2 separate regions of the Homo sapiens genome follow, and region 1 is linked to region 2. Evidence: read pairs that join two places in POLR2A ChIA-PET (ENCODE). Cell type or tissue: B cell. All regions are shown on one strand. Links, peaks and the distances in the headings refer to the core of each region. The heading gives the core; the rest is flanking DNA. Region 1 overlaps SLC7A7 (solute carrier family 7 member 7). Region 2 overlaps OXA1L-DT (OXA1L divergent transcript).

Evidence for each region. Peaks named below come from ENCODE experiments on the same cell type or tissue, not always from the same donor. Only the 100,000 strongest peaks of a DNase experiment are listed, where the experiment ranks them.
Region 1: POLR2A ChIA-PET joins it to region 2 with 7 read pairs; 2 of 35 experiments call an interaction of 5 or more read pairs at or near these places.

Annotation. Positions count from the first base shown.
Region 1 is chr14:22,798,934-22,803,322 of GRCh38, reverse strand. All of the region lies in intron 2 of SLC7A7 (solute carrier family 7 member 7), which reads left to right. Among named protein-coding and RNA genes, the nearest start is that of SLC7A7, 14 kb to the left of the region's middle. RefSeq lists an enhancer at 216-265. In B cell, for the core only: no CTCF peak of the experiment used is centred there; no DNase peak of the experiment used is centred there; H3K27ac peaks cover 79 bases.
Region 2 is chr14:22,746,572-22,750,960 of GRCh38, reverse strand. The region is part of intron 1 of OXA1L-DT (OXA1L divergent transcript); the gene reads left to right. Among named protein-coding and RNA genes, the nearest start is that of OXA1L-DT, 18 kb to the left of the region's middle. In B cell, for the core only: a CTCF peak has its summit at 1,962 (motif pointing left); a DNase peak (open chromatin) is centred at 2,060; H3K4me3 peaks cover 659 bases; H3K27ac peaks cover 1,598 bases.

The DNA.
Region 1 (4,389 bases), core at 81-4,080, 53 kb before region 2:
CCTCAGCCTCCTGTGTAGATGGGATTACAGGCGCTGCCACTGTGCCTGGCTAATTTTGGTATTTTAGCAGAAATAGGGTTTCACCATGTTAGTCAGGCTGGTCTCAAACTCCTGACCTCAGGCGATCTGCCCGCCTTGGTCTCCCAAGGTGCTGGGATTACAGGCATGAGCCACCGTGCCTGGCCTCTTTTTCTTTATAACAGTGTTCAACACATCATTTACTTGTCTCTCTTTCCCTCTAGAATATAAACATATGTGAATAAGGACTTTGTTTTACTCACTGCTGAATCACCAGCACATAGAACAGTGCCTGGTATCTGCTAGGTGCTCAATAATTGTATGTTGAATGAAGAAGGGGGCAGGACGTTTTAGGCACAGGGAAAGCCAATGTAAAGGCACAAGATGAAAAAAATGTATGGGGTGTGGGGGTGCATGGGGGATTGTGGGATATGAGGGGACCAAGATGGGCAAGGGGCTAGAACACAAGGTATATCTTTGTAGGGTTTTAGAATTTATTCAAAGCATATGAGGAACCATTAAAGGACTTTAAACAGGGGAGTGATATAGCTGGGGTGGAACTTAGGGGACAAGGCTGGAGGCAGAGACACTATTAGGAAGCTCTTGTAGCAATCCAGGCAGGAAATGACAAAAACCTGAACTACGGTGATGGCAGTTGGGGTGGACAAGGAAGGATAGATCTGAGCACAATTTAGAAGGTATAATCAATACAACCAATGAGACCTATTAAGATGTCAAGTATAAGGGAGAGGGAAGTGTCAAGGAAAACATCTACCATCTTGTAAGTTTTGTGCCAGAAGAGCTGTGCCTATCTATAATCCACTGTATCCCCAGCAAGGAAACAGAGAAGCTTGATAAATATTTTTTTTGTTTGTTTGTTTGGTTGTTGTTGTTGTTGTTTTGAGACAGAGTCTTGCTCTGTCGCCCAGGCTGGAGTACAGTAGCAGGATCTTGGCTCACTGCAACCTCTGCCTCCCGGGTTCAAGGGATTCTCCTGCCTCAGTGTCCTGAGTAGCTGGGACTACAGGTGCATGTCACCCCGCCCTGCTAATTTTTGTATTTTTAGTACAGATGGGGTTTCACCATGTTGGCCAGGCTGGTCTCGAACTCCTGAACTCAAGTGATCTGCCTGCCTCGGCCTCCCAAAGTGCTGGGATTGCAGGCGTGAGCCACCTACCGTGCCCGGCCCTCAATAAATAGTCTTTGAATGAAGAGATGATGTTTCTGGTTTAGACAATTTGTAGGCAGTGATATCATTTACTGTGAGGAGGAGGATGGGGGCATGTTGAATTTGGAATTTATTTTTAGCATAGTAGGCAGATATGCTCTTTGGAATTTAGGAAAGAGATAGGGTTGGAGATTAAACATTCAACAAGTATTTGCGAAGAGGTTGCCACGTTCCCTGCACTGTCATTGTCTTTTTGGAGCACTTTATGTGTGTGCGTGGGTGTGTGTGACCGCATGCATGGGTGCATGCCGGGGTCAGGATGGGCAACCCAATACAGGGATTTTTGTTTTGTTTTGTTTTTTTGAGACGGAGTCTCGCTCTGTCACCAGGCTGGAGTGCAGTGGCGCAATCTCAGCTCACTGCAACCTCTGCTTCCCAGGTTCAAGAGATTCTCCTGTCTCCTCCTGAGTAGCTGGGACTACAGGCATGCACCACCATGCTCAGCTAATTTTTGTATTTTTTAGACGGGGTTTCACCATGTTGGCCAGGATGGTCTTGATCTCTTGACCTCATGATCCGCCTGCCTCGGCCTCCCAAAGTGCTGGGATTACAGGCGTGAGCCACCGTGCCTGGCCTCTGATACAGGGTTTTAATGGATTGTGATGGTGTTGTGATTTGCAAGGTAGAACAAGGCACAGGAGGAGACCAGTCCTAACCTAGGCATTTAGAAACCATTCCTGTAGAAGTTTGAGCTGATACCTGAATGGCGAAGAAGAATTAATCAAGAGTAGAAGAGGAGTGTTCCAAGCAGCAAGAACAGAATGTATGAAAACCTAAATGCCAGAAGTGCTCCTTTCAGGCACTGAAAGGAGTTCAGGGTGGGCTGCAGTGTTGAATTTCAGGAAGAAAAGGTTGAGAGTTGGCTTGCAGAGGTAAATAGAGTCAAGGCATAGGTTGTTCAAAGCTTTATAAGCTGTGCTAGTTATTATTGTGCTATAACAAATAGTCTAAAACGTAGTGTCTTAAAACAGTAGTCATTTTTTTTATGATTTCTGTGGCTTAGAAATTTGGGAAGGGCTTAGTGGGACAGTTCTAGGTCAGGGTCCCTCATGTGGTTGCAGCAGATGGTGACAGGAGCTGGAAAAACGGTTGCTGAGGAAGTTGCAGACAATCTGGGCTTCTTTTTTTTCTTTTTTTGAGGTGGAGTCTTGCTCCGGTTGTGCAGGTTGGAGTGCAGTGGCGCGATCTCGGCTCACTGCAACCTCCACCTCTCAGATTCAAGCAATTCTCCTTCCTCAGCCTCCTGAGTAGCTGGGATTACAGGCGTGCCCCACCACGCCCGGCTAATTTTTATATTTTTAGTAGAGACGGGGTTTCACCGTGTTGGCCAGGTTAGTCTTGAACTCCTGACCTCAGGTGATCTACCCGCCTCGGCCTCCCAAACAAAGTGTTAGGATTACGGGTGTGAGCCACCGCACCCGGCCTTCTTTATCAAATTGTGTCAGTCTTTCCATGTGGTCTTTCCGTATGGACTGTGTTGAGCTTTCTCACAGCGTGGTGACTCGTGGGCAGTCAGACTGCTTATGCAGGCAGCTGAAAGCGTCCAGAATGAGTGTTGTAGCACCCAAAGTGGAAGTTGCATTGCCTTTTATGACCTAGTCTCTGAAGTTGCATGGTGTCAATTCTGTCATACTCTATAGGTAGAGGCATTCACAGAAGACCATCCAGTTTCGAGAAGAGGGGTACAGACCCTGCCTCTTGATGGGTAGAGTGTCAAAGTCACATTGTAAGAAAGGAATATGGGATGGGAGACGTTGAGGCATATTGGAAAACTCCAATCTATTGCACCAACTATATTAAGGAGTTTGGTGGGCTGTCTTCTAAGGCAATGAGAAAACTCTTAAGGCCTTTAAAAGCAGAAGAGTGGCATTTGTGATTTAGATTTTAGAATTTGTGAGTTTAAGAAAGATTAGTTTTTCTATGTAGGATTGAAAGCTGGGAGACAGGTGGGAAGCTGCTGCTATGATCCTAGTGAGAAATGATGGTGGCTTGGACTAGAGTCATGTTTTGGGGACAGGGAGACTTAAGACTTGGACTATGAGTAGATATGAGTGGAAGTTGTTGATGACAATAACATGCCCAGGTCTTTGGCTTGCATAAATGGGTGGATGGTGACGCCAGTTACTTGTATGGGGAACACCGAAGGTGCAGTAGGTTTGGGAGAAATTGATGGAATCAGTTTTGGACATGTTGAGTTTGATGTGCCTGGTAATGTCCAGTAGGTGGTTGAATATTCATATATATCTAGAATCATGACAGTTGGGCTGATGATATACTTTTGGGAGTCATCATTGTATATATGGTTATTGAAACCATAGGAACAGGCCAGGGCGGTGGCTCACACCTGTAATCCCAACACTTTGGGAGGCTGAGGTGGGCTGATCACTTGAGGCCAGGAGTTCGAGACCAGCCTGGCCAACATGGCGAAACCCTGTCTCTACTAAAAATACAAAAACTAGCCGGGCATGGTGGTGTGCACCTGTAGTCCCAGCTACTCTGGAGGCTGAGGCAGGAGAATCGCTTGAACCCTGGAGGAAGAGGTTGCAGTGAGCCGAGACAGCTCCACTGCACTCCATCTTGGGTGACAGAGCAAGATTCTGTCTCAAAAAAAAAAAAAAAAAAAAAAAAGAAAGAAAAAAATAAAAAGAAAAAGAAACCACAGGAACAGATGAGATGACCTTGGGACAAGATGTAGAAAGGGAGGACAAAGGGGCTTAGAAGCATTCTGAGGAATACCCACATTTGAGGGATAGGTATTTTGTGAAAAGATGGAGAAGGAGCATCTAGAGAGATAGGTGGAAACCTGGAAGATGGTGAGTGGAAGGGAGTGAATTGAGAAGGAATGAATGACTACCTGTGTCCAATCTGCTAAGAGGTCAAGCTAGGTAAAGATTGAGTATAGTTGATTGGATTTATTGATATGAAGGTCACTGGTGGCTTTTCATGTGGGCTTTCTCCTAAGGCAATGAAATTTCAGGGCAGTGAGGGTGAAATCAGGTTTCAGAAATATCATTTATTCACCCAGCAAAATGTATTAAGTGTTACTGTGTGTCTAGTTCAGGACTATGCCCATGGGTACAAGGATAACTGTTATCCACTCTCTGCCCTCACACAGCTCTCGTGGGTGGGAGAGACATATGTAC
Region 2 (4,389 bases), core at 231-4,230:
TGCTGTTGCATTTCCAGATTGCTTCGTTGTGCCCCTTTTGGCTTCTTAGCTCTTCTCTTACCCATGTACCAATTCCCTGTGGTAAAATCCTTCTGAAATACTTAGAGTGGTTTCTGCTTTCTGGCTGGACCCTAACTAATATAGTTCAGAAGCTGCATCAGTTATTAAGTTATTATCTCTTAGCTCCAAACCCACTGCTTTGTGATTCTGGGGCTGGTATTCCACAAACTGCTTTTCTGCTTCTCCAACTGGCTCCCTGTTCCACTCTGCCAATGAGGGATGCTAGAGCAGGGCTAGAAGGCTGGACGTGGGAGAATGAATTGTTACCTCTAGTTTGTTCCATGTGGGTTTCCTATCTAATTGCATCCTGTGAGCACCATCAAGCGGCGCTTCTTCATTCCGGCAGTGCCTCTCATCCAGGAGCTGTATCCAGTTTCCAATCTTTCTAACACTTGCAGAGCCCATCTTATCATGCCCACTCAGGAACATCAGTGGTGCTCTCTCCTCAGATGTATGAATTTCAGTTCTGTGGGAGCCTTTGTTTAAGCTTCAAAGTTTTTTATTATTTATTTATTTATTTATTTTTTTTAAGATGGAGTCTCGCTCTGTCACCAGGCTGGAGTGCAGTGGTGCAATCTTGGCTTACTGCAACCTTTGCCTCCCAGGTTCAAGCGATTCTCCTGCCTCAGCCTCCCAAGTAGCTGGGACTACAGGCGTGTGCCAGCACACCCAGCTAATTTTTGTATTTTTAGTACAGACGGGGTTTCACAATGTTGGCCAGGATGGTCTTGATCTCCTGACCTCGTGATCCACCCACCTCGGCCTCCCAAAGTGCTGGGATTACAGGCGTGAGCCACTGTGCCCAGCCTGAGCTTCAAAGTTTTAATCACCCTGGCCTCTTCCCTTTGTTCCCTCAGCTGTAGGGGTGGCAACTGCATTCTGCAATTGCTACCTCTGTGGTCCTTTAGAGTTCTCTTTTTGCTCTTTTAGTTACCTAATTAGCAACTTTATAATTACTTAAAAATCCTTTATATTTAATTCTTTCCATACACTGGTGTGGTTTCTGTCTCCTGACTGGGTCTTGCCAGTTACAGAAGTGCAGCTGTGTTTTTTTTGAAAGGTGTCAGGTTTGGTTTTGAGAATATTGAATTTGCAATGACAGCGGGCTATTCAAGTGGAGATAACTTGTACATAGATCAACTATGGCCCTGGAGTTTGTGGGAGAGACATGATCTGAAAACGTTTTGTTCTCGTCAGCACTGATGTGGTCACAGTAACTATGATTGCTTGAGCTCTTCGGGTGAGTGGTGTGAAGTGCCAAGAGCAGATGGCTGAGAACAGCCTCACAAAGAAAAGGTGGCAACATTTTTAAAAATCACAAATTTGAAGATACAATGATGAATTTATGATAAAGTGTTGATAAATGAAGCTCATACCAAGATATTTTTTCTGGCTACACTTAAATTCTTACCCAGCCCATGTTTCGAAGTGTGTACCAATATTGAGGCTATCCTTACAAAGCAAAAGCCTAGGTTCCCTGGAGCTCTTACTTTTCCTCTAGCACCACTAGGGAAAGCCACCAGGTCACAGTGAAGACAGTAATTTATCCTTCCTTCTTTTGATTCTGCAAGTCTACTATCAACACTATAGTGGTACTGCAGAAAGATATAAAAGTTATAAGAAAATTTTATCATCTTATCAGTGGGACTCTCCCCATTACTAACCAGCTATTTTTTAAAATGTCTTTTAAAAAACTTTTATTTTATTTTACTTTTTTGTAAAGACGGGGTCTCACTATGTTGCCTAGACTGGTCTTGAACTCCTGGCCCAAAGTTATCATCCCTCCTCAGCCTCCCAAAGTGCTAAGATTACAGGCATGAGCCACCGAGTCTGGCCTTTTAAAATGTCTTATCAATTTATTCAAACATCTACCGAGTAGGTACTGACACCTGGTGTCAGGTGTCCATTTCTTTGCAGTTTCCTGCCCACCATTGTTCTAAGCCTTTTCTCTCCTGCACCCTCCTCTTGGTGCCCCTCCGTGCCCCTTCTCCTTTGACAGGGGCTATCTGTTACTTTGCTGGCAAAATAAAGACCATGCGAGATAAGCCTTTTAATTCCAAAACAACTCTGTGGCAATTTCTTTCTCTTCCCCATCTTAGGCGAGGAACTGAACTTCCTCTTTCTAAGTTTAAACTAACCTTATGTTTTCAGTCCTCTCTGTTCTCTCCCTTTTCTCCCTGGTGGGTGCTATAACATCTGCAATCAAAGATTTTCTGTCTTAATTATCTTCTTTTTGTCTAGCTTAAGCACCTTTAATTTCTTCTTCTCTCCTCTGCCTGCAGACATAATCCTTTTTCCTCCTTGCTGAAAAAAACAAACAAAAACCCCAAACCCCAAAGCCTTCATTTGACCTTGCTGCAATTTTTATCCTAATTTCCTCATCCTTTTGTTGTTACATGTTTTGAGGACAGAATTCCATTTTCTCAATGCAGAGTCACTCCTTGTTCTGCCCTCTTGACGTCTGCTGCTCCCTCAGCCCTCATCTCTGCCACTCAAACTGATTGCTGAAGGCAACCCTGGGTTCCTCATCCTGAGGCGTGGCGGATTTTTCTCATCCCTCATTGTCTTAGATTTCTCAGTGGTATTTGACACTGTTGATTATCTTTCTTTCTAACTCTCTCCTTTCATAGTTTTCATAGAACAACATATAATTTTCTTCCCATCTTTTGTAACCTTTCGAGACAATTTGGATGACTATATGTGCTGAGCTTAAATTCCAACATATCTACTGCAGTTTGTTGGGGGCATGAAGAAATAATGGTGTCACCGAAAACTGATTGCTGCTAAGATAGGCTTTGTATAATTTTGTCCAATGATAAAATCAACTAGGGGTCTGTCTTCAGCTTGAGAGGTCTTACTATTTGATTGTGTCAGAAGTTGGCTAAAGTAACCAGTCTCATCAGAGAATAGTGCTTGTTGTATAGTCTGTCCCTTGAACCATGCTAGCTAGCTAATCCCTAACACATTTTGCCCTTCCAATCCCTTTCATTCCTCCACGTTTTAACCTTCCAGTTTCTGATCTAGATACATTAATTCATTGTTTAGGATACGATCAAGTTCTATCTTCTGACTTTTTACGTTTATGTCCCAGTGGCATGTATTGGTTTTATTCATTAAACTTAGAGTTCTGGAGGTTTTTCTGCCCTAAGTGTAACACACAGTGCTCTATATAAGAACAACAACAACAACAAAAACAAACCCACTTCATTTGACAGGCTTTTCTCTCTTCTTTCTTTTTTTAATTTTTAATTTTTTTTTTTTTTTTTGAGATGAGGCCTTGCTTTGTTGCCCAGTCTGGAGTGCAGTGGTGCGATCATGGCCCACCACAGCCTTGACTTCCTAGGCTCAAGCCATCCTCCCTCCTCAGCCTCCCAAGTAGCTGGGACTACAGGGGTGCACCACCACACACAGCTAATTAAAAATTAAAAAAAAAAAAGAAATGGGGTCTCACTGAGACAGCCAGATGGGAGGTGGTCCCTGGAGAAACTCCAACCAGCCTGCCAGCTGAGGTGGAGCCTGGGGAAGTTCATGACTTTCGCAGCGGGGAGGAGCCTGGCCCCTCTTCCTGTGTGGAACCTGAGATTCAAAGGGTGGGTGGGATGCGCTCTAGCAGGGGGCTCTGGCCTTGCGGAGGATCCTTGTTTCCCCCTTTTATTTCCCTTTTCATTCAGTAAAACCCTACTTCACTCACCCTTTAAACTGTCTGTGAGCCTAAATTTTCGTGGCAGTGGGACGGACAAGAACCCCGTCTTTAGCTGAACTAAGGAAAGTCCTGCAACATCACTGTGTTGCCTAGGCTGGGCTTTTCTCTCTCCTTAAATGTAGAAGTTGTTTAACATGATCCTGATTTTGAAAAGTAGAATGCCTCTCGGAGATTTTATGTTTGTTATTCAAGATGAAGAAAATAGGGTTTATTATTGTATGAGAATAATTCTATTCATAAATTAAAAATGCTAATTTGAAAAATGCCATCATCCTATGAGACTGGATAAAAATAAGAAAGGATAACCTGGTCTTATAAACAATTTTTTGGGTATTGTGCAAAGTTATAGAGGAACTTCTAGTTCTCAGTGTTGTTAGCTGATATCTATCATGGCGCTTTAGACCAAATAGAAAGAGAACTGAACATTGTGAGTTGTTGGAAAAAGAGGCCTCTACAACAAAGAAAAAAGAAGACTACAGTTTTTTGAACTTTAACTGTTACTTATTCCTGATTTGAACATGGCAGATTTTTTTTTCTTTTTTTTGAGACAGAGTTTTCCTCTTGTTGCTCAGGCTGGAGTGCAATGGCAGTATCTTGGCTGACTACAACCTCTGCCTTCTGGGTTC